5 separate regions of the Mus musculus genome follow, and regions 2, 3, 4 and 5 are each linked to region 1. A link is a loop called in an ENCODE intact Hi-C map of the cell type or tissue named here. Cell type or tissue: heart. All regions are shown on one strand.

Region 1 (5,000 bases):
TCACTCACTAGCTGCAGTCCCTCTGGCGAGTTTGAAGAGCTTTAACAACTCAATTTAACCTACTGATCCAGAATGCTTTTGGTGGTTGGAAACCACACATATTTGTTATCTTGAGATTTCTATGGCATGGCTTAGCTGGACCTCTCCTTGAAGGTCTTTTATGGTACTGCAGCTAAGATCTCAAATTAGCAAAAGCTATAATCTTGTGTGAAGGCTCAGGAGAGTATGGTCTGCTTCCATGTGCACATAATTGCTGTTAGGATTTTGTTCCTTGAGAACTGATATAGAGAGGGTCTCAATTATGGAATTGGCCAGGGACTACCATGTGGGCCTCTCCGATTGTTTCATCAGGAAATACGTGAGAAGAGCTAGAGACTATCAGCAAAATACAAGTTACAGTTTTTCACAACATAATCTGGAAGGAGACAAAGCTTCACTTTAGTCATAATCTTTTCACTCAAAGCTGTTGCTGAGGTCCAGCCCTTGCTCAAGGTCAGCAGATTACTGAAGGGCAAATGGCATGGGAAGAATACCGTAAGGCAGGATCAGTGGGAGGCAGTCTGAAAGTAGCCTACTGTAACAACCTCTCCTGGGACTAGGGCATGGGAGGAAGGGCTCTCCCTCCATGCTGTGGAGAAAGCTACAGTTGACCGTACGTGTGTGGAGAGGAGTTAATGAAGAGCGTAATATCAAAGGGTTAGTATGGTACTGATCTGACTCCTCCCACACTTGTAAGCAATCTCCAGATAAAGAATTTTCTGCCATCTTCACCAGTGGATGCTGAACTCAGGCCCTATCTCCTCCTTTGCTAGGGTCCACCAAGACTCAGGAGGAGAGGTCTACCTGCCTCTGGTATCATCTTCCTCTTCCTCATTGCCTCCCTACACACATTGCTCTCCTTCATGCCTGTGTAGTTCAGGGAAACTTCCCAGTCTGCTCTTGGCCAAAGGGCAGGAAATGGCAGATGTCTTTCTGTCACCATTTGGTGGCTATATAATGAGATACACATCAAGTCTCACCTGTAGTGAAAATGAATGAAAAACTCTCAGACTTTTATAAGCATCCTCAAGTTAAAAAAAAAAAAAAAGAATGGGGTTGAATATTTTACCAATCAGATTTCTGTAGTCAATAGACTTCTCAAATTGAAGCTGGTTGTGGTGGTCTGAATATGCTTGGCCTTTGGGAAGTAGCACTATTAGGAGATGTGGCCTTACTGGGAGAGGGCCTTGGTAGAGGAAATGTGTTACTGTGGAGGTGGGGCTTTGAGGTCCCACATACATGCTTAAGTCTGATCAGAGTGAGCCAGAGTCCTCTCCTGGCTGCCGTCGGATCAAGATGTAGCCTTCTCGGCTCCTCCTCCAGAACCATGCCTGTCTGCACACTGCCCTGCCCCCACCATGATGGTAATGCACTGAACCGCTAAAACTGTAAGCCAGTCCCAATTCAATATTTCTTTATGAGAGTTACCTTGGTAATGGTGTCTCTTCCCAACGATGAAACCCTAACTAAAACACTGCTGTGTATTACTATCAACTTAGTCATGTCTGAAAGGTGGAGGTAAAATAATTTCTTTATGCTATAAGCCCTAATCTTTATCATCTTTAGTTGTTTCAGAACCACCAGAAATTATTATATAATTGATAGAAATTTGAAAAATTTTATCCCACTACATATAATATGTTGAAGTAAGGGCCTTCCTTCAATTATAGAGAATACTAATTTTAATAAGAAACATTTTCTCATGTCATTTTTAGTATAGTCATCCCAATGGTTCAAAAATTAAACCATTTTCAAATTTATTTGCTGTTTATAAATTTTAATTGGTATTTTTGAGACAAACATGGGCTGGTCTAGAAGTTACTATGTAGCCCAGGCTGACCTTAAACTTGAACTTACAACAGTCCTCCTGCATCAGCCTCCCAAGTGCTGGAATTATAACTATGAACCATCAAACCTAGCTTTGTACAGTACTAGGCAGCCACTTAAGGAATTCTGAGCAAGGACTGTTCCACCAAGCTGCACTCCATTTGTTTGTTTGTGACAAGGCCTCATGTAGCCCGGGCTTGCCTTAAGCTCACTACATAGCTGACGATGACCTTGAACTCCTTATACTCCTGCTTTCACTTCCCACATGCTGGGATTACAAGTACCACCATTCCCACCTCCCAATTTTTAAATTTGAATCTGAAGCAAAGTCTTGCAAAGTTGCCCAGGCTGACCTTGAACTTTTGATCTTCCTGCCTCAGCATGTACCTACAATGTAAACCTAAGTTTACAACAATAACAGAACAACTACTTGTTGTAATTAAAGCTATATGGATGTGTTTTTCCTCTCTTCTAATGTCTTCTAGAACTCTCCCTTTTTGAGATTTCAGATGGTACTACCAGTGAGTATTCAGAAGATGCTAACAATACTAGTGATAAGGTGCCTGAGCTGAACAAGTTGGGTGTTTTGACATTATGGGCTCCTGGGTATGCACTACTTCACTGCGAGCCTTACATTGGAGCCAGCAGCTGTTATGAAAACTGAGGTGGCCACTAAAAAGATACTGAGTGGGTAGTGTATGTGGCATGTGGCATGCACACTCTGGAAAAGAGTAAATCACAGGCCTGGCAGCATGGTATGAGATCACTTCTCAGAATAGCACGTGATTTAAAATTTACGCATTGTTGATTCTGGATATGGCTGACCATGACTAGCGATTATAAAGCCATAGAAAGAGAAGCCAAGGATACAAGGGGAATGCTGTGCACCAGATTCTATTCACAGAATGATTCTGCAGGAAGTAGAACTTTAGGGTACTCGGAAGTAAGTTTTCTCTAGTATGGTACATATGTATGCGCGCATGTACTAGCGTCTAAAGCTGCAGATGTCTGATTTTCCTTATAGTTACCTTTCTTTTGAAGACTCTGGCCATTAATGACAGTTTTCCACTCACTTTACATTTTTGTGCCCGCCTGCCTCCTTGTTCACCAAGGACATTTCCTGAGTTCTCAGCAGTTAGCTGCTGTGAGCACTAGGTGGCACTCTGACTCAACTCAAGTCTAGTTTGTCATCAATTTTGATGCTGTAGGCCTCAAGAGAAGATGTGTGTACAACTTAAGAACATTTGTGTTTTCAGTTGTCTTCTTTTAGAGGGAGTCTGAAAGGAGAAAGGAGATAATTCCAAGTTTAAATATCCAAGCTTAACTGGTGATAGTATTGATCTCCTCTTTCACTTACTGTCTCAGACTGTTCCAGGTACCTGCACAGGTATCTGTGTGGAAGAGAGGTGGAGAAGACTGCTGACCTCAGAGCCCATAGTCTAGTTAACTCGCCCCCCCCCCCAGATGCTGTTCTTGGGCCTGTGGCATGCACTCGCTGCTTTTATCCAGTCACTCAACACAAGGAGCGTGAGCTGGAGAGGTAGATGATCTGACTAGACCATCCAGCTGGGCAGGTACACAGTTGGGCTCAACGCATATGTGCTCCTTGGAGAGTAGTTTCTGGGAAGATGAGAACATGAAACCAGTAAAGCAAACATTCTCTCCCCCATCCCTGTCTCTCGCTCTATGTATATATATGTGTGTGCACATGCACATCTGTCTGTCTGTCTGTCTGTGTGCACATGCGTATAGTGGTTGTGAGTGTGCTGACATGGGATCTGAGAATGGACCTCACATTCTCTGCAGAGAGTAGTGGGCAGTCTTAACTGCCCCAAACTGATTACCAAAGGAGACTTGTTCTTGTTTTCCAGGAAGCAAAGCCAAGACTTGTTCTGGGAGAGGCTACAGCTTAATGGTTCAAATTGAAGATTTTGGCTTTTTAGGATGTTGTGTGACCCATCAGTTACAGAGAAAACAGTGTATTCTTGCATGTACTTTTGGGGGAAAACCCAAGTGTATCAATTTTTCAAAGAGTACCCTCCATAAAAAAATTGAGAAGTTGGGTGTGGTGGTACATGCCCAACATCCTAACACTTGGGGGTGGGTACAGGAAGGAAGGTCAGAAGTTGAAGAGCATCCTGGGCCATTAGGTGAATTCAAGGCCAGCTTGGGCTACCTGAGACCTTGCCTCAGAACAGCAGCAGACCACCTGAGCTGCCACATGCACAGGACACTTACTTCCTGAAACTGTTAGAGAAGACTTTTTACAATTGAAATGTGAGAGCCTTAAGCCAGCAAAAGTACACTTTCGTGAGAAAGCACCAGCTTGCTGCTCTTGACGAGGATGCTCATTGCATGGGGCTGAACTTTTCTTAGCTAAGCAGCAGGTCTCCCAGGCATGCAGGTCACAGGCAGAAAGTTTCAGATTTGATTCCAGAATGTGGGACAGAGCTGAGCACAGCACAGCTGCAGCCTTGGTAATGTGAGACAGACAAATACGCCACGGTCCAGAGCTGCCCCTGCCAGACTGCTGTGCACACACACTGGCTCTTGCTAACGCTCTACGGGGCAAGCTAGTTAGTGCTCTAAGTTTTAGTTTGTTGATGTTTGTCTTGTTTGGGGAATTATTTTTTAAGTTAAAAAGGTTTTAATGTTTTGTTTTGTTTAGATTGGTTGTATTTGCTTTCTGGGCTTGTGTTTGTTTGTTTTTTCAAGACTGGTGGTTTTCTCTGTGTAGCCCTGGCTGTTATGGAACTTATTCTGTAGACCAAGCTGGCCTTGAACTCACAGAGATCTACTTGTCCCTGCCTCCCAAGTGCTGGGATTAAAGGTGTATACTACCACCACCTGGCAATCCAACTTTATTTTTTTTAACACACAGAAACATTATATATGCATCCACATATATAAACATTACATTGTGTTTCATATATGCATTATATTGTCTTTAAATCAACTTAAATATATATTTTTTCTCAAACATTATTTTTGGGAATTCTATAATTTTGTGCCTCTCTGCCAACCTATTCTCTTCTCCCAACCCCAAGCTTCTGTTTTACAGTCAGTAACATAAAGATAATAGCATATTGATCTTTGTAAGGCATTAGCCCTGTGCCTCCTTTTACTTTGTAACA
Region 2 (5,000 bases), 200 kb after region 1:
AGACGTGGATGACTGTGGAAACTGATTGAACCAGAGGGGCGTGGCCTAATGCATTAGAGGGCAGTAACCCCAGGGCCTGCCTGTGCAGGCTCTCCTCAGCTCTTCTGAGAAGCATGTCTTCACTGCTATAGGCTAACCTCTCCTGAAATGGGGGTTGTATCATCAATAAACAGACAAGATAAGTCAGTGAACTTCCTGTCTTGTTGTTCCTTGGCTTTGAGACAGGCTCTCTCCATATAGCCCAGGCTGACCACTGTGTCTAACTTGTAGTTTTCCCGCCTCCACAAGCCGAGTGCTGCCTACATGCCTGCCTCACTACTCCTGACTGTACTCAGCATTACATTTACAGTTGCATTTATTTGTGCATTTATGTGCCAGTGTGTGTGTGTGTGTGTGTGTGTGTGTGTGTGTGTGTGTGTGTAGGGCACACTCGTGTGCTACAGTGGGCATGGGGAAGCCAGAGGACACCTCACAGGAGTCAATTCTCTGCTTGCACCACCCGGGGGCGTACTTAACATTGTCAGGAACCTGCAAACTGCTCTCCACAGCAGCCTACAGTTTACATTCTCATCAGTAAGCTACGGGTGCTCCGATTTACCACATTTGGACAGTTCTTCCTGTTGTCTGGTTTTGGTTATAGCCATCCTAGTGAGTGTAAGGAGAGATCTGAAGATGGCTTTAGTTTACATTTCCATTGGGATCAATGATACTGATTGAGTATCCTTTTATATGTATATCAGGGTGTGTGTGTGTGTGTGTGTGTGTGTGTGTGTGTGTGTGTGTATCTTGGAGAAATGCTAACCCAAGTGCTTTGATAGTTTAAAGGTTGTTTGTTTGCTTTTTCATTATTGAGAAATGAAGACTATTATTTTGGACGTTAGACCCTTCCTACAGATTGTGCAGCTATCTTCTCCAAACTGAAGCATTCTGTTCTGGGGAGAGGAAGGGGAAAACTCGAAGGCTTAGAAAGCTCAGGAACATTACAGGAAGCTCAGAAAGCTACTAGCCTCACACACAATCCCTCCCACAGCAATTGCCCTGGAGCGGAGCCTTTTTGGTGTTGCTGCCTACAAACTGGGCTACAGGCTCTTGGATGTGGCTTACATGCACTGCTAGCTGGGGTAGGAGACTTTGGGTGATGGAACTGGTCACCCATGCTTCTGCCAATAACCGTAATAAACTCATTTGTTCAGCAAGTAAGACTTTGGGGGAGTGGTTTCCTTACTTCTCCTTGGTGCCCCAACTGTAGTGAACAGACATTTGGTCACACCTCCTGAGGAATATTCACACAACATCCCGTGTGGAATTGGCAGAGTCTCCCATTCTATTGGGTTTTGGGAGGTAGGGGCAGAGGTTGTTTGTTTTTGAGACAGGGTTTCTCTGGGCAGCTCTGGCTGGCCTCGAACTCACTCTGTAGAGCAGGCTGGCCTCAAACTTGGAGATCCACCTGCCTCTGCCTCCCAAGTGCTGGGATTTGCTCAGACTGTTGTCTGAGTTGCCACCCTGCTCATTCCCTAGTGGTTATTTTCACTTTCTTGATAAAATCCTTCAATGTTACAGGTTCTTAGATTTGTTAGGGTCTAATTTACCCCAGCCCCTGTGTATTGCTTCTGCGTTTGATCCCAGACCCAAGACCCCATTTCATTAAGGTCATGATGCTTTCCTCCTGTGTTCTTCTAAAAGTTTTATTGGTTTAGCTCTTGACATAAGCTATTGATCTATTTTGAGTTTCCTCTTACATGTGGTGTAATAACTAAGCTTCATTCTTTGGCTTGGTCTATCTCGTCTGGACTGTTGAAAAGAGGAGAAATATTTTTTGAGGCAGTGGTATACTGTGGTCACCTAAATGATGCAGGGCCTGGGGAACCAGCGTGGTTTTCAGGGTCTCAGTGTGTAAGCTACTGGAGAGTGGAGCAGGGTGGACTGCTGTGGCCAGCTGAGGAGACAAATCACTCCCTCTCGGCTGGAGCAGCGTCAGCAGGCACCCGGACTCCCATGAGCGGCTGGAGTAGAGAGGAGAGATGGCTCTTGATAGCGCCAAGGTCAAACTTTGCTGAGGCAGCAGCAGTGGTGAGCCAAGGCCACCAGAGGGCACAGCAGAGGTGGTACCCAGTGGGAACACATGAAATGGCCTCTTGGGGTCACGTGGCAGCCAGAGAAGCTGCTCGGAGGCTAGGAGGGAAAGGGCATGGAGCCAGGTGGCGGTGGCGGTTCGGAGCCCCACGGAGGTAGATCATTACGGTGGCAGGTCGGAGCCCCACGAGCCGGGTCTTTACGGTGGCAGTGGCAGGTCGGAGCCCCAGACCATTGCCGAGAGTCATTGCTTGTCCTCTACCACAAGGAATGAGTTACAGTTCCCTTCCCTTTTCAAAATGCAGCTCAAAAGAGCGCGTTCTGTCTTCAGGGCCCCAGCTCTCTGTGAGAAACTCTGCACCAGACTTGAAAATTAAGCTGTGTTTGCCAAACATAGTTTTTGAATGACTGCTTTTTAAGGTCACTGATCATATATGCAGCAGAGAAAATATAGGAAGAAAGAGGGATCATTGACTTAAAACTTGTGGGGAAGGGAGTCCCGAAAAGCTAATAGGCTTCTGTAATAGTCACCTGTTTCAAAATTTTCAGATGTCAGGGCAACAGCTCATCCTTACTTTCACACAATTCCTGGGCATTTTTCATTATGCAGTAAGCGTAAGATTTGAAATTAAGTTTCCAGATGAAGGAAGAGATCCCCACCCTAAGGCCTTCCTGTCACATAACTAAGACAACTGAGGACAATAACCCCCCTGAAAGGGTTAATTCTGCAAAACAAAACAGCCCCCCCAAACCCCCAAAGAAAAAACAACAAAAAAAGAAAACAAAAACAAACAAACAAACAAAAATGAACCCCAGAGAAAACCACGAGGTGCTTTTTGGAACATTCCTGATAACGCACACATCTGTATTACACTCTCAACCCCATGGGCCTGGTGCCATCTCTGAATAGCAGAGAAACACTGAGCCAATGCCTGACAGGATCGTTCAGAGCCAGAACCCCAGGAAAGCCCCAATAATAACTAAAATCTACAAAAGGAAACAGCGGTAAGGCCCATTGCCCTTTTATTAAAGATGCTATTTCAAACCTGCCCCACTGCTGAAATCGGGGGGGGGGGGGGGGCGCTGATCTGGCAGCGGCAGCAACCACACGGTGGTATCAGGTGGTATCAGCCCGAGGGAGATACATTTATAGGCATCAACAACCTAAAAGAAGGATGCTCTAAAAGTGGTTTGAAAGAAGGACACTTTGGACCCGTTAAACACAACACAAATGTTACAATGTGTGTAAGCCAGCGGCCTCTGCATGTCTAGTGAGGGTGGTGGCCTAAGCGGAGTACAGCAGCGTATCCATCCACTTTATGAACTGAGTCAGGTAAATGATACAGCGGTCAAGGGTACCTGCCAGTAGCTTTGTTGAGGCAGGAGAGGAGAATCACAATGAAGTTTTTCCTTCTGTTCTTTAAAACATTGTTAAGGTTGCTATTTTTTCTGTTGCAGGGAGGGGACATTCCCTTTTAGTTACCTGTAAAAGGATACAAACTCCAATGCACTGGGCATTTCGTATTGAAAACTTTCAAATTTAAGTTTAGTCACACTGGTCTGGAATTCCCCTACCCCGCCTTCCAACCCCATTCCCCTCATGCAATATTAAATGACCTGGTCCACGTCTGGAGATACATCTAACAACAAAATGATATTAAATTACATCTATCATGGGGTATAGGCTCTTTGGGTGCCAAGGTCTTCGGTGGAAATGCTTGCGGAGAGAGTAGGGCGGGTTTCCAGAGAAAGGGTGCTTGAGCACGGGAAGGGAAGCTGAGTTTGGCCCCAGGGAAGAACTCCCCAGACCTGCCTTATTCTGTCTCCACCAGTGGTACTCTGCGATGTACTGTGGAGAGCTCACATCCTTGGCATTTTGTCACGTCACACGTCTGGTCCTCTGCGTCAGAGACACAATGCTTTGCGTACCCGGTTTCATTTCGCCTTGCAGAACTTCCGGTGGCGAGCAAGAGTCTCTCTAGTTGGAACCAGAAGGAGATTTGTTTAGGGACAAATCCCCTAGTTTTGACTCCCCTAAGAGTCTAGAAAACGGGCTCGATGGTCGCTTAAAGCAGAACTGTACGCAAACTGCCCAACTTGAGCACACCACTGTTTACAAGGTAGATGCAGTGCGCATGTCAGCACTCACTTGTGCAGACCCTCGCTCTCTCTACATTGCTCTTCCACGTTCGCCAGAGTATCTGGCCTAGCACCCAAGGCTTCACTTTGGCTGGGTTTTGTGGCTCGCTAGTGAAGTCCAGTTGACCCACCTATACACTAATCATGCCTGCCATCGACTTGGAAGGTTCTAAAACTTTTGTGTTGCTGTCTCTTGTGAGCAAGACTCATACAAGGTGGCAAAGTCCTCAAATGTTGAGAACCACAAATGTGACAAATGTCAATTATCTCCCAATAGAACCTCATCCAGCTTGGTCCAGTTCACAGTTTGTGGCCATGAGCTTGCAGGGAGGCTGGTTTTATTCCTAGCCATCTTGATTCAATCAGCTCTGGAAATCCCCCTTTCCTTGATGGCAATTCATGAAAGAGGCTCGAAGCCCGACTGCGACCAATGAGTCATGAGGACACATCACTGAGGGATTTCCTGGAAAAGTTTCTTAGTTATTACAAAGAGACCTAAGACACACAATAATTGATTTGTTCTGCCTCTGAGTGGTAGTGTTCAGGGACTTGAAGCCTGGAGCTGGGCAGGCAGCTATTTGACTGACTAGGGTATAGTGGCAGAGCAGAAAGATGAACTGCAGTTATTCTTTTTGACACAGAGTCTCTCTACATAGCCCTGGCTGTCCTTGAACTTGAGCTATGTAGACCCCAACTGGCTCAAGCTCATAGAGCGTCACTTGCCCCTGCTTCCTGAGCATTGAACTGAGGCATGAACCACCACGCCTGGCTGACCTGGGTACTGATGG
Region 3 (5,000 bases), 58 kb after region 1:
TTTTCCAATAAGTACTTATCAAGCTCTAAATATTAGACACTTTACATGCAATATACAACTTTAATGTGCCACTTTATTATTTTAAACCATCTTGGAATTAGCTGAATTAATGTTTTTCCTTTGTGTCTTGTAAATAGGAAGGTAAGCACTATTTTTGCAGTAGCGAACAATTTTAATAGTTTCATAAACATGGCATACCCTGCTAGGAGAGTCATCAATTTTCATAGCTTTACTCGTTTTAAAACTAGCTTTTATAAATTTCAACCCCACATATCAAGTAAATTCATTTCTCTAAGTTACTCATTTCCTGCCAGTTCATTCAAGAGAGGTAGCTTAATGGATCTGTATTGTTTGTTTATGGCTAAATAGAGATTTGATTGTATCATTTATTTTTGTGGCTCTTCAGCAAAAGAGAGCTTAGACCTGGCCTCCTCTTTTTATTAACTAAGCAGCTTGCTTTTCTTAGTTAAAAAAGAAAGAAAAGTTTGGGGGGAGGGCTTTAAAAAGTTGCAACAATTGATCTTACCTGCAGGAGAAAAAGAAAGAGTAACGATTTTTTAACATGTGACTTTCAAAATATGAAGATTCAAGAGCTGAAAGTGTAACAGTCTTCTTTGACACATTGTAACCTCACCTCCCAAGACTGAAACTTTTTTTCTCTTGAAGCCCTAGTTGTGTCTGTCAGTGTTTAGTCATTTAAGCTCCATATATTTCCTTTTTTGAGTGTGTTCCAACTTTTTCTTTTCTTAACCTGAACATGTAAACTTTTGAAAACACAAGCATAGAAAAAAGAGATCTAATTTAACAAGGTTTTTGTTGTTTTGGTTTGTTTTTTGTTGTTGTTTGTTTTTGGGTTTTTCAAGACAGGGTTTCTCTGTATAGCCCTGGCTGACAGGAACTCACTTTGTAGACCAGGCTGGCCTCGGATTCGGAAATCCGCCTGCCTCTGCCTCCCGAGTGCTGGGATTAAAGGCGTGCGCCACCACGTCTGGCACAAGGTTTGTTTTATTTTCTCTGAAGAAATCAATAAAGCTACCAAAGGAAGGAAATAGTATTGGCACAAGATTTAGATTCTGGACCTAAAAATGTCAATGATTTATGTCTTAAACTCAGTTTTTCCAAGTTACTTGTTCGATTTCGCAGAGGGTTTTATTTGTAACACAGGTATCTGTGAGGGAATATTAGATGTTGTAATGCCATTGGATATAGTTGTTGAGGAAAGACAATTGGGAGACCTGGTGCCAAGGAAAATATTTATAGTTTCTACATCGCTTGCCAAGAATAAATTTCACATTGCATATAGACCATGGTCTCCTGCTTCTGCAGCCCACTCTGCCTCATTTGGGCATCAAAAAGGAAAAAGGTTCGATAGCTTGTACAGTGTAAGGATTTCTCCTGGTATTGCCAGGGCCCGGCTAGGTGACGTTGCTGACTGCCTATGGGTAAATGCCCGGCCCTAGCCCAGGAGATGGGAAACTAGGTTGCCTTTCCCTGAGTCCCGGGATGCACATTGCATCTTCCAGCCAGGGTTCCACCCAGCGAGCCTGTTCCCAAACTGAGTGTCAGCTTCAGGCTGGGCGCTTGGCCTTCAAGCTTGTTTTTGCTGGCCTGGTCCGCACGCTCCCCCAACCCCAGCGCCAAGGGGTGGGGCTACGAGTCCCCGCGGGCCGGCATTGGCGGGCGCGCCCGCCGGGCAGTGGAGTGACGGGCGTGGGGCGGGGCCTCGCGTCTTGTTTGTCGGAGCCGCCCGCCCCGCCCCCGCCGGGTGCTGACTGAAGCGCTGCAGCGACAGATCGCGGCCGCAGCCGTCCCTTCGACATGCGCCTGGCCGCCGCGTCGAACGAGGCGTACGCAGCCTCGCTGGCTGTCTCCGAGCTGCTGAGCTGCCACCAGTGCGGCGGGGACCGCGGCCAGGACGAGGTACTGGGCAGGCGAGGGCTGAGGGCGGTGGGGCTGAGCACCGCCGACACTAGCTCGCACCGGTAGCTTCGCAAACGCCCCCGAGGGCTGCGCGGCCTGGGCGAAGGAAGGGACTGCACCCCAAGATCACCTAAGGGGAGGTGTTGGAACAGAATAAGGACTGCTGTGCCCTGCCGGTGCGCACAAGTCAGAGCAGCAGAGCTGAAGTCTCAGGGCAAACAGCCTGTGGATTTCCCCCCGGCGTTCGGTCATAACTGATTGTTCAGTCACCCTTCCCTCGCCGACGTTCATTTAGAACCACATTTGAGTCGGTTAAATGGAATTTAAAAACAAAAACAAAAACAAAAAAAAAAAAACGCCGTCAAGACCTGTGCTGCTCATCGCAGCTCTTGCCCTTGTTTATTAAGCCATCCCTGCTGTGCCTGAATAGGCCTGCAGAACTATTTGAGATGGTGTGTGTGTGTGTTTTTAATGGTGCAAATAGGATGATGTTTTAAAATTGCTAAAAGTTGAACATTCAAAGGCTTTGAATCTAAAAGGATGAGAGTCAATACTGAAATTGGAATTGAAATCATATGTTGGGTTGTCTTAGTTCAAGAAGTCTAAATGTGAATAATTTCCTTGTTACTCTGCCCATTAAAATGACACAGGCCAGTTTTTTTTAATAGCCAATTAATCGGTGCACTATGTATAGTCATGAAAATGTAAACGACTCCATAAAGGGATTCTAGCTGTTAATGTTCATGGATATACTGCATGCTGGTTGTTTACACATACCAAAAACAACCTTCAGAAATAAATTTTTAAAGCTCAGTGGTAGTCTGCTATGTGAAAGGCTCTGGGTTCTATACTCAGTGTCAATAAATAAACCATAAACCATTGCTCTGGAAGCTTAAAGTGTGGAAGTGTTGAGTTAGCATTTATGGTTTGTGTATGCAGGCCACCCTAGATCCATCTGCTCCCATTCTTAGAAACGAACCCTAGTGGTCATGGCTGAACAGCTCTTATTGCTGACAGCGTTTTTGTGCAATATCCTCAGCTCAGACTTAGAATTTCCAAAGATCCACAGTAGCTTGTACATTGATTATGATAGTGCCTGTGAAATTGTATTCAACAAACTAGAAAGCTTTGCATAGCTGTATTTCACTTTAATACACTTAGCATGTAAAATAAACTAGGGACTGGTGTATCATGGGAAACTAGTCACTTTACAAAGGAAGCATTGGCACAGTTCTCAAGTAGCACGTTTCCAAAAATTGTTCTCCTCCTCCTCCCCATCTAACTCAGGGTTATGTACATGCTAGGTAACTCTGTACCACCGAACATGTCTCCAACCCAGTTGTAGGACTTTGAAGTCAGGAAGTTTTTCTTTTTCTAAACCATGGTCCATGGAGCACACACACACAAAGAGGTACCTAACTTCCCGTGTTTTTAAATAGCTTAGCAGTGTTAATGACAGAAGAAATTTAGTACATTTTTGCTGTAGTTTAAAAAATCTACATATAAACAACACTTCTAGCTCCTCAATTCTTCTGAAATACTTTGAATGTTAAAACATCCACATAATTCTAGATAGACAAGGACTCTCCCGGAAGGGGAGAGTGGGTTAGGACTTTCACTTTTTATAAAACATTTTGCTTTCTTTGCCTTGTTGAAATGCACTTTTGCCGGGCAGTAGTAGCACACATCTTTAATCCCAGCACTTGGGCAGGTAGATTTCTGAGTTCCAGGACAGCCAGGGCTACACAGAGAAACCCTGTCTCAAACACACACACACACACACACACACACACACACACACACACATACACAAAACCAAAAAGGAAGAAAGAAAGAGAGAAAGAAAGAAAGAAATGCACTTTCTACTTGTGTAACTTTAAAAAAAAAGATTGACATCAGTGTTATAAGATATAGTCTTAAATATCTAGATGGGCTTTTTTTAATGCATCAAGTAGACAAAGAAAAAACATGCTTCAAATAGTTTACTGATTTTCACCTAATTTTTCAAGTAGGTAGATTGACACCTCATAGAAAGTCTTTAATCTGTAGCCAGTCAATCATTCTTAAGGAGGCTGATGAAGGTCGTCGGAACATAAGCAAAGCATGTGATTAGACAGGGCTTTGGTCCACAAGCACTGTTCACACGGTGGCACAGGACGTACTGTTTCTGTGTGCTGTCAACGCCACTCAGAATGTCCATCTTCTGAGGATTAATCAGTATTGTTGTACATTGGTGAGGAAGCAGGTGCTGGTGTGGGCATGGCTTTCAGATATTGGTGTTAGTATTGTTGAGGGGTGGGGAGTCCTAGTTCTCATGTTAGCTTTTCCAGCCATGTCTTCACAGAGAACCTGTGAGGTTTATGCTGATTGCCATCTGCATCTGAGTTCAACAAGAACTTTTATTCTTGGCAGGTCTGCCTCCTAGAATCTGGATTGTAAGATTTGCTCAGAGTCTAATTGAATTCTCACAACTACAGAAGGGAAAATAGTTAAAGTAACCTACATAGGAAGTTAGAAAATGCATTCAGTTTGACTTGGGCTCTCACACTAATAAAGCATTAAAGACATTGGCTTCTTTTTCATAAAGATTATAAAAGACATATACATTTTGTAGATTTCAATATCATAAATCATATGTTCCTTTTTTGTAAATACTAGTACTTAAAACAGTACTCGGTTCCTAGCATGCTATGTCAGCTGCTATTGCTGCTCTTAATTTTTTATTACCATTATTAGCTCTATATGGGTTTGTTTGTTTTTCTTTTTTTTTTTTTTTTTGCCCCTTTATATCAGTTAAGGAATAAGCAGAAAACTAAAAAGCAGTTTCATTCTCAGACTGCACACCCCCAAGAGCTTTGTAAACTCTTCTGTAGGTATCATGAGGTAGATGTAGATGTGGTACTGTTGCTGCTGTATCTCCCTCATCTTCTCTTTACACCTTACTTACACATTAGACCTGCCCAGTTAAGAGTTTAAATGCTCTCATGGGAATTACAAACTTGCTAACAGAAGTCCTTATTTTGGCCCAAACCTCCTTTCCTACTCTGTTCTTTTTCTCTCAGGAGATGGTGCATGGAAAT
Region 4 (5,000 bases), 100 kb after region 1:
TGCACACTCCTGCATGGACACTGGCTGTGCGCACTCCTATACAGACAGGGATGGGGCAGTCTTTCAAAGGTCTCTGTACCCTGATCTCATGGAGCTTAGTGTCAAGGAGTGAGATGGTGTCAAATGCCCGGCCATTTGTACCCCCCAAAGATGCTGAAGCCCTCGGGCCTTAACTCTCTAGTAAGCACAGGACTTCGCTGAGACACTGCACGGATCCTTCAAGCAACTCCCAGCGCAGAAAGGCCCTCCCCCCCCCCCCAGGCTCTCAAAGAAAGGAGCTGAGGAGACAGACCTCCAACACCCAGGCCAGGGGCAAGAGGAAAGCAGGATTCTCAAGAACTCAGTTCCTTGATAGAAAATTCTGCCTTCTATTTTCCAAGGCAGTAACTGTGAGCAGAATTGCTGCAAACTTTGATATGCCTTCTGACTGATGTTGTACAAGCTCTCTCTCTGTAATGATCAATATTAACCGTAGCAGTAGCTTAAGCAACCAACACATGGACCTTCAGATGTGCTGGCAGGGGTCCAAAGTGTTCTAGGCAGGCCCCTCTCTGCTCTGATAACCAACCATGACCAAAAGCAACTTGGGAAAGAAAGGGTTCCTTTGGCTTCCACTTCCACTTCACGGTCTATCGGTGAGGGGAGTCAGGGCAGGACCTGGAGGCAGGGACTGAAGCAGAGGCCATGGAGGAGGGCTGCTTACTGACTTGCTCTCAGGCTAATGTTCGGCCACTTTTCTTATACCTCCCAGGAACAGCAGCCCAAGAGTGGTCCCACCCACAGTGTGCTGGGCCATCCCACACCAATCATCAACTAAGAAAAAAGCAGCCCAGGCTTGCCCACAGCCCAGTCTGAGGGAGGCAGTGCCTCAGATGAGGTTCTCTCTTGCTAGTTGACCCTAGCTTGTGTCAAGTTGCCAAAAATAAAACCAGAACTAACCTGCCCACAGGCTTAATAGACACACATGAACCAAGTCACTGAACATGAAAACTTCCATTGTTGCCATCTGAACAAAGCTTTTCCTGCTCTCATCCTAGACGGCAAGTTCCTACTCCGTTTCGCATCCCGTGTTAGTGTTCCCTGGAGGGGCTCTCCCAACCCTAAGGGGAAACATTAAAGAGACAGCAAAGACATCGTAAGTGATCTAAAATGCTGTCAGGGGCATCTAACAAACAGCTCGTTGGTCTTGCTCGGTCACTGTCAGGACCAAGCCATTCACTCCCCTCTCGGGCCCAGGTGCCTCCTCTACCTCTCACTATTCAGCTTCCAGGAACGTTTATCCCAGAGCCTGTGACTTCATCTGGGCAGACCAAGGGCTGCTTTTTCTAACCCACCCCCCAAGTCCTTAACACATCTAAATATCTTTGGTTCTAACGTCTATGTGGGTCATGGCGTGACGAAGAAGATTCAGTTTGAAGTGGCTTCAGGAAAGGAAGAGTTAATACTGTCACAATGCCTCTCTCCCTGCTGGATGGAAAAGGGAGGGGGTGGTTCCTGGCAGTAGCAGTGCCAACTGAAGGATGGCATGCGAGATCAACAAACGGGGACGACAGATTGCGCCGTTTGCAGCACCCAGCTCCCACCACCTGCTCCCCTCACTGTTTCTGTCCTTTGACTGTGGCGTCTTTTCTTCCCACCTCTTGAAAATATGTTTTCCAGGGAGCCAGGAGCACAAAATAGGCCAAAACAGAAGCAGTCTCGTGGAAGGCTGTTCCTGCACCTGCGCTTGCGTGGCTCAGCCACAGTCCTGAGACTGGAAGCTAGGGAAGGGTCTCTGTGAGACCATAGCCTCATTTTAAGTGGCCTGCGCTCTCATTCCTGCCCTGAAGAGTCTCCCCCCACCACCAAACCAGAGCTGCACAGAGGTTATCTACTGCTGCCCTGACCAACCCACCTGAAGTATACAAAGTAGTTCTTAGCTAACAAGACAAATCCCATAAACCCTTATAGAGAATATCACAAGAAAGTCAGGTGTAATGCCACTCGCCTTTCATCCCAGCACTTGGGAGACAGAGGCAGGAGGATCTCAGAGTTCGGGGCCAGTCTGCTCTACATAGTGAGTTCCAGGACAGCCAAAGCTACAAGTGAAACCTTATCTCGAAAAACAACAACAAAAAAAAAAACAAAAACAAAAAACCCAACAAAATACATCGCGAATGACAAATGACCAGGTTCACAGACCCGCAATCTCACCATAGAAGCAGTTCCTTCAACACATGGCTCTCCGTCTCTTACTCTTCCCCAGTCCCTGAGAACAGCACTCCACTCTCACAATATTTTTTTAAACCAACACATCGGTGCACACTCACACAATGACATGGTTTTGAAATAACAAAATGAAAAGGGATCTGGAGAGGCTTTCAACGTCCCTGAGAAGGCAGAGTAACCAGTTCATACGGACTTCCTAGTTTTGCTGAAAATGGAATGATCAGCAGCTATAGCCAACCAGAACACAGACCAGCAGCACACTCCCGTAAGAAGCCGACCTTCCTCTAGGAAGCCAGCCATGTCCTCCTCCTGGCAGCATGGTACGCCCTAACAGACATGCACTTTGCTAAGACATCATGGGCCCCACAAGTTGTAAATAAATGGCTTTAACTATGGAAGGACACAGAAGAGGACACTGTTATACAGAATGGTCTGTGACCAGCTCCAGGGCATTAGCAACAGCAGGAGCTACTATGGGAGCTACCTTCTTCCATCTGAGGGATATTGGCCTAAAGCCAACAAGAGATTGCCACCCCCACCCTGACGTACGGAAACTGAGGCTTCTGGAGACTGAAGGACACGGTGAGGGGCACTCAGGGCCTGTCTGAGCATGCTAATGCACTTCAATACCTCATTCCCAACTACCCTCAACCTCCAATGTCCCACAGACTTGAGGCATTTTTCAGGGGGCGGGGGTTTAAGACAGGGTCTCTCCACATAGCCCTGTATGGCTGCAAACTCACAGAGATCTGCCTGTTTCTGCCTTCTGAGTACTGGGATTAAAGGCCTGCACCGGGCATCTTTGACCCTTCACCAACCTCTCAAACTGGTTGCCTCACTTCTCTTGTGAAAGGCGCCCCTGGTGGCCGGTCTGTGCACTGCAGGAGGAGACTTGGAATCTCTTCATCTCAGGAGCAGAGCAATCTCCTCTGCTCAAAAGCATCCACTGCCTGTCCCCTCACCCTAAGGAGCATCCAACTCAGCCATCTGCCCCGTGTGACTGATAGTGCTTTACCACCCACAGGCAGCCAGAGTGGACACATGATTCTCACACGGCACCCTAAAATAGTCCCCGTGCATGATGCTGACCACAGGCAAAGGACTGATGTCAAGCTGTCACAGAAGGAATAAACTATGTTCCACAGACTCCTCATACTTAGGAGACAACTCCTATCCAGCCTAGGAAAACATTTTAGAAGGACCTTTAAGAATTAAGTTAAAGGGGGTTGAAAATTTAACACTCCCCATGCCCTTAACCAGAAAATTAATCAAGACACCCTGTTTTAAACTGGCTAAAACTGCCTGCATCTTAGAGTTGAGTTAGGATTTCCAGTTTGCTTTATCCGACTTTCCACCCTTAAATAAAACCTAAACATTTGAGTTTACAGGTGGCTAAAGAATAAAAGTCACCAAAGGCAGGCTGCAGACTTCTGAGAAAATACTGATTTACCTATCCTATCAGCACTGGCGGCGGGTTGACGGTTAGCCTGAGAGAATACATATTCATTCATTCATATATATATATATATATATATATATATATATATATAATCAGACCAATCTGAGAGACCACAGACTCAAAACTGCAGACCTAAGCAGACCATTCTGAAGGCAGAGATGACCACCTACCCACCCATCCAACTGCCAACCCAGCCACCCTATCAGCAATTATTCACTGAGTACCCACACTCCACACCTCTGAATGTGGCTCCCCCTCAAAAACACCAGGGCAACAGTTAGACTTTTACTGCGATGGGTTCTTTTTTAAGGCACAGACATAAAGGCATTTGGGCTCTGAGCTGAGTGGGGGAAGAGCCCGTTCCACAAGGACAAAAACAGTGGGAGCTGGAAAGAATGAGCAAGCTTCGGCCCACTGAGCCTGCCCGGTCAGGGGTGCAGAACGAGGGCAAGGCTGAACAAGGAGCTCACTCAGCCAAATGCTCTCACTTGCTCGCCTGCCTGCTCGCTCGCCCAGCACCGCTGGGAATGTGCCTGCAGAGAGGCTGGGAAGGCAGCCAAAGGGCACACTCCTGCCAGGGAGGAGGCAGAGAGCCAGTGGAAGCAAGTTGCCACACAAAGACACCAGGGGAAAGGGGTGGAGGGCTCTTCCTAACCAATCCAGCACAGTTGCTAAGAGGATGTGAGGAAGGGAGGGTGGGTTATCTCTGCGCGGCTAAATGCCTGGCCCAAGTTAGAAACATGGGGAGGGTGGGACGCTCTGCTTGCCGCCCCATCTCCAGCCATTCCAGGTCTCTCTCTTCCTGCAACAGGATGTCGGAGCTGTCCAAATCAGAGCTCATGCTGCATGCCTGGCTGGAGGGGTGGCTCACCCTCCAGGTCTGAGTGGAACTATGCAGAACAAGAGGCTGACTTTAAAAATACAGCACAAGAAGGGCCAGTCTGGTGATGCCGGACCCTGCTTGCCAAGCTTTGCCTGTCATCCCGCCGCATTTAGTAGCTCTGTTTAGAAAAGGAGAAAGAAAGAAATCTGCCCTGTCCAAAAGTGGGAGAGCTGGAGAGGCGGAGGAGGATCCGTGGTGACGGGGCGGCTAATGTAGATAAGGATTGTTCTTTGTGAACTTCGTGTGACCTTTGTAAAAGGCTGCCCCTTACATAAGTCTTATTTCAGGCATTTTCTACCAGAGTTCTTGCCCAGTAGATATTTACAGAAGAGATGGGGAAAATCCCTTTATGTTCTTCCAAAATTCAAACCCACACATACTGTGATGGGCTTCTAAATGTAGTAGTGCTGACATCAGAGGCACCTCAGAAGCTAGCCCTGCCTCAGCACC
Region 5 (5,000 bases), 130 kb after region 1:
AGCCCTAGACTTTGAACTCCTGTCCCCTGCTCCGCCATTCTATTTGGCATTTGTCTGTAAACACATTTATTTTATTTCTCGGTTGCGGGCTATCCATCCCTCAAGTCCCTCACGTTTTATCTCAACTGCAAAATGGTTCACTTCGCACTGGTGCTGGGAAATGACGAACACAGTCAGAGACCACAGACGGGGGCCCCACAAGTGAAAAGTCAAAGTGGCACTGTTCCTAACCTCAGCTAAACCTGTCCTTCTCTATTAGTAAAAGTACATTCATTCTTTGGACTTTTGCCCAACTGAGACCACATATGTGCCTGAATCCAAGCCCCTGTGGTAACCCAAGAGGTTTCACGTTGTCTCGCATATGGTGAATACAGTCTGGCAGAAACATAAGACACCAACAACATGCAGCGTCACTGCACACATGAACACATTAGAGCCAAGTTTTCCCAAGGATCTCATGGCAGTCCGCATACGCACACGCATAGGAACGTGCTGCTAATTCACAAGCCTGCTGGGGTCTGCCTACAGCATTTCCTACCATGGCTTTCTCCCCAACCGGAAGGACTCCTGCCCATCCCCCACCCCAACACTAGCTTGTGCCTATTTTTCATTACTGGGAATCTATTTACTACCTGGATGTCTTTTTGTTTCAGGATAAATGGATGTATGACTTGATCTTTCTAATTTTTAGCCCCGGCTGTCCTGGAAACCCAGCTGGCCTTGAACTCCCTTGATCCATTTGCCTCTGCCTCCCAAGCACTAGAATTAAAGGGATGCACCACCACCACCCATCCATCCTTGTAATTTAATAATCATGCCCCATTAAGACAGGAGAGAACTTGGAGGTTGTATAGATTACACAGAATGTTGATGTGCCAAAATAAGGAGTCTGCGAGAGATGCCTTAGTGACCACTGACAAAGAATGGGCGGGGTGTGCAGTTATAACTCTAGTAGCTGGGAGAGGCAGAGGCAGGAGCATCACCAGGAGTTCCAGGTCATCCAGAGATCATGTCAAAGGCTAAAATTACTAAGTGATGAAGTTCTAACACTGGGTTTCACAACTGCGTGTTAGAAGTTAGAGGCATTTCTTCATTGCCGCGATGACTATATTCACAGTACGGAGAAGCGGCAGGGCTGAGCAGACATGCTAAGATACCGGCAAGCAAGCGGTTCTCGGCAAACAGTGCGCGTGGATCCTTATTTCCCCGCCCTGGATCTTCCTGGCTGCAGAGGAAATATCTTTAGCATATTCTTCCTGGCCCTGCTGTGTACGCTAACCCTCCTTCCTGATTGGTGGCTTCATCCAAGCCTGTCCTGGTCCCGCTTCTCCTTTCCTCTTGTTAAAGTAAGCTGCCGTCACAGTATAGTATTTTGTGAAACTCTAGGCACAGACAGAGCCTGTGCCTGGGGAGGTATGCAGCACTGGAAGGCTTGTTATAAAACTCATCCTCCAGCCATGGTGATGAGCCCCGCCCTTCCATAGTTCAGAACCCAAGGCATTATATGATCGTGGGTGCCGCCGAGTCTCCTCACATCTCCAGACTTGCTGTCCTTGGAGAAGCAGTCTGAGCAGCCACTGGGAAACTGCTTCTTCCCAAGCAAAGGCAGAGGAGAAAGGCAATGCCTGCTCTCTCCTGTCAGGTGAGTTAGCGGCCAGTTGCTCTGGCGGATAAAGCATTCCTTTACAGGAAGGGAAGTTCCTAAGTGAAGAATAGCTGTCTCGTTCAGTGAACAATAAATCACTACAATTTGTATGCCATTAAAAACTGGGTGTGAAGGAACTCTCCATCCTAGCAGATGGACAAAGGTTGCTTTGAGAAAGTATTTCTGCTGTTTCCCATGTTGGGTATAGGTCTCAATTGTGTGTGTGTTTGCATATGCAGTATTTTGGGGTGAAGCCATGTTGCTTACATTTTATTATGCATTCAGTATAGAACAGCTTCTTGTCTGTTTTCTTTCCCTGATTAAAACATTCTTTTCTGGCATGGGTCTTGTCTATAGCTCGGGCAGGCCTTGAACTTAGGAGTCTTCTACTTTAGTCTCTGAAATGGTGGGCTTACAGTCTTGGCCTATCCAGCCCAACATTTTTGTTTTAATTAAATAGGAAGGACTGTCCAGTTTTGCGGATTCTGCAAATGACACGCTGTAAAACAAACTCCCTTTCTACCCATATTTGTAAACACTCAAACATGGTGATAGCTTGCTCGAATCAAGTGGTGTGCACGGCAGGGGCATGCTCTCAAGTGGCAACAGTGAGTTTCACTTTCTCCAGATCCATAGGATACGGGGTGCAGACTGTGGTCCCCACAGAGTCTCTACCAGATGCTAGGTTCAGAGAAAGGTGTTGAAGACAACCAAACCAGCTGTGATGTGAAGGTGGTGGGTGGTGTGAAGCTCTACAGTGCCCCTTGGAGGAAATTGAATGGAAGGGCTGACCCAGTAGGTCTAGGGCTAATCCCAGAAAAGGGAAATAAAAAGCAGGAAGGGGGTGGGGGTGGGGCAGCTAAACAGCACAGCAGGGATCTGATTTCAAGTTGGAGGGAGAAGTAGGGCTTGCTTATTCTTTGAGACTACAGCCTGTTATTTAACTCAGACTGGCCTTGAACTTGAAAATTTTTGGCTTCAAACACCTGACATTATGGCCCTAACAACCACACCTACCTAGTGCCCTCCTTTCTCTTTCTTTTCTTTCTTTCTTTCTTTCTTTCTTTCTTTCTTTCTTTCTTTCTTTCTTTCTTTCTTTCTTTCTCTCTTTCTCTCTCTCTTTCTCTCTCTCTTTCTTTCTCTCTCTCTCTCCCTCTCTCTCCCTTTCTTTCTTTCTTTCTTTCTTTCTTTCTTTCTTTCTTTCTTTCTTTCTTTCTTTCTTTCTTTCTTTCTTTTTCCCAACATATGTGAATACACTGTAGCTGTCTTCAGACACTCCAGAAAAGGGTGTCAGATCTCATTATGGATGGTTGCGAGCCACCATGTGGTTGTTGGGATTTGAACTCAGGACCTTCAGAAGAGCAGTCAGTGCTCTTAACTGCTGAGCCATCTCTCCAGCTCCGTGCCCTCATTTCTTGATCTGACATATGTTTGCTCCTGATAGCACTAAATGTTCCTTTATATCAATGGATTTTATTTTTATTATATAAAATGGTACCACAGACATATAACAGATTGGAAAAATGTCTTCAACTAGACGAGAATGCCCAATCTGTGACATTAAAAAGGGGCCAGATACTGAGGTCCATGCCTGTAATCCCTGCACTTGGGTGGATGGAGAGAGAAAATTATAATCAAAGAGAGACTTTGCCTCAAATTCCAGCACTCAGGGGGCAGAGGCAGGTGGATCTCAGAGGTTGAGACCAGCTTGGTCTACAGAGTGATTTCCAGGACAGCCAGAGCCACACATAGAAATCTTGTCTTGAAACAAACAAACAAACACTATCCAACAAAGATCAGCATGGTTGAGAATTTGAGGTTGTCTTAGTTACTGTTGTTCTACGGTTGTGAAGAGAACCTATGACCAGGGCAACTCCTAATAACTCTAATAAATCATTTAACTGGGGGCCGCTAACAATTTTAGAGGGTTAGTCCACAATCATGGCAGGACACAGACAGGCATGGCACTGAAGAAGCAGCAGAGAGCTTTACAACCTGACCTACAGGGAGCAAGCAGAGAGGGAGAGAGAGAGAGGGAGAGAGAGAGGGAGGAAGAGGGAGAGGGAGGGAGGGAGGGAGAGAGAGAGAGATGGAGAGAGGGAGAGAGAGTTAAAACTTCAAAGCCATCCTCAGCAACACATCTCCTCCAACAAGGCCACACTTTCTAATCCTTCCCAAACAGTTCCACCAACTGAGGACCAAGAAGTCAAACATATGAGCCTATGGAGACCGCTTTCATTCAACCCACCACATGGGCATATCTTTATCACAGCGGTGAAACAGTGAAAAGTAAGCTGATAGAGGTAAGGCAAGAGAATTTTTACTGTCCCATTTTTAAAACCTATGAGATTATTAAAAAGTATTAAATATACTGTGAACAATATAAGCTGTCTGAATGGACACGAAGAAACCAAGAGAGAAGAGGTGACATGAAACAAACTGACTATTAAAAATACAGATTAGAGGGGCTGAAGAAATGGCTTAGTGGTTAAGAGCACTGACTTCTCTATCAGAGGACTCAGCTTCAATTCCCAGCCCCACAGGGCAGTTCACAACTGTCTCTCACTCCAGTTCCAGGGGAGCTGACATCTTTACAGAGACACACATGCAGGCACAACACAAGTGCAAATGAAATAAAAATAAATAAATACATACATAAATAAATGAAAAACATGCAGATTAGAGCCAGGTGTATCTTTAATACATGCCTCTAATCCCAGCACTCTAGAAGCAGACATCTCTTTGAGTTTGAGGTCAGCCTGGTGTACATAGGTTCATTTGAGAATACATATCACAAAGACTATGTTGTTGAAGGTATGTCCATATAGCTCAGGATAAAAACATCTTTATTTTTTGTTTTGTTTTGCTTTGAGATAGGTTTGAACTGGCCTTGAATTTATGATCCCCCTGCCTCAGCCTCCCAGGTATGTCAGTATTACAAGTGTGTGCTGCCGCACTCCTAGCTCGGATAGCTTTTATACTTTTCCTTATATCGCCTACATTTTAACAGAAATGACCATCACTGTGTAATCAGAAATAACTACTTTCAAAAACAAAAACAAAACCCCACAAATGACCCAAAATTCAGTCAACATAAAAAAAGAAAAGTGCTTTATAAGTGCCCCTTGCTAAAACATGGTCTGGCCTTGTCTTTGACCAAAAGAGATTATTTTTTTATTTTTTTACAATCCTTTCAAAATGGAGGACCAAAATCTAAAATTAATAATCATCATAAATATTTTAAGAATCTTGAAGTCAGGGTGTAAATCTGATTTCTAACATGTCCTCCCGACGCCTCCGAGCACACCAAAGGATCAATCCATCCTCACTAATTGACAAGCACATTTCAAATCCC

Evidence for each region. A loop is a pair of places that touch in the nucleus more often than their neighbours do. Peaks named below come from ENCODE experiments on the same cell type or tissue, not always from the same donor. Only the 100,000 strongest peaks of a DNase experiment are listed, where the experiment ranks them.
Region 2: a loop joins it to region 1, with 2.8 times the contacts of the local background. A loop is called at or near these places in 8 of 42 quality-filtered maps.
Region 3: it touches region 1 in a loop (2.8-fold over the local background); 21 of 42 quality-filtered maps call a loop at or near these places.
Region 4: a loop joins it to region 1, with 4 times the contacts of the local background. A loop is called at or near these places in 6 of 42 quality-filtered maps.
Region 5: a loop joins it to region 1, with 9 times the contacts of the local background. A loop is called at or near these places in 22 of 42 quality-filtered maps.

Annotation. Positions count from the first base shown.
Region 1 is chr10:41,828,050-41,833,049 of GRCm38, forward strand. All of the region lies in intron 1 of Sesn1 (sestrin 1), which reads left to right. Among named protein-coding and RNA genes, the nearest start is that of Sesn1, 20 kb to the left of the region's middle. In heart, a CTCF peak has its summit at 3,013 (motif pointing right); a DNase peak (open chromatin) is centred at 3,002; H3K27ac peaks cover 615 bases.
Region 2 is chr10:42,029,129-42,034,128 of GRCm38, forward strand. No RefSeq gene overlaps it. Among named protein-coding and RNA genes, the nearest start is that of Gm51798, 12 kb to the right of the region's middle. In heart, CTCF peaks have their summits at 529 and 2,085 (motif pointing right); a DNase peak (open chromatin) is centred at 2,063; H3K4me3 peaks cover 647 bases; H3K27ac peaks cover 757 bases; H3K27me3 peaks cover 1,764 bases.
Region 3 is chr10:41,885,676-41,890,675 of GRCm38, forward strand. The region is part of intron 1 of Sesn1 (sestrin 1); the gene reads left to right. Among named protein-coding and RNA genes, the nearest start is that of Gm33058, 71 kb to the right of the region's middle. In heart, CTCF peaks have their summits at 1,833, 2,090 and 2,906; DNase peaks (open chromatin) are centred at 1,666 and 4,086; H3K4me3 peaks cover 2,061 bases; H3K27ac peaks cover 1,298 bases.
Region 4 is chr10:41,930,608-41,935,607 of GRCm38, forward strand. The region is part of intron 12 of Armc2 (armadillo repeat containing 2); the gene reads right to left. Among named protein-coding and RNA genes, the nearest start is that of Gm33058, 26 kb to the right of the region's middle. In heart, CTCF peaks have their summits at 3,075 and 4,526; DNase peaks (open chromatin) are centred at 1,524, 3,184 and 4,354; H3K4me3 peaks cover 1,150 bases; H3K27ac peaks cover 1,421 bases.
Region 5 is chr10:41,957,597-41,962,596 of GRCm38, forward strand. The region is part of intron 10 of Armc2 (armadillo repeat containing 2); the gene reads right to left. Gm33058 (a long non-coding RNA gene) reads left to right here and starts at 1,311. Exons shown (of 3, transcript XR_380266.3): 1 at 1,311-1,642; 2 at 3,828-3,948. In heart, CTCF peaks have their summits at 2,397 and 2,600; DNase peaks (open chromatin) are centred at 1,425 and 2,375.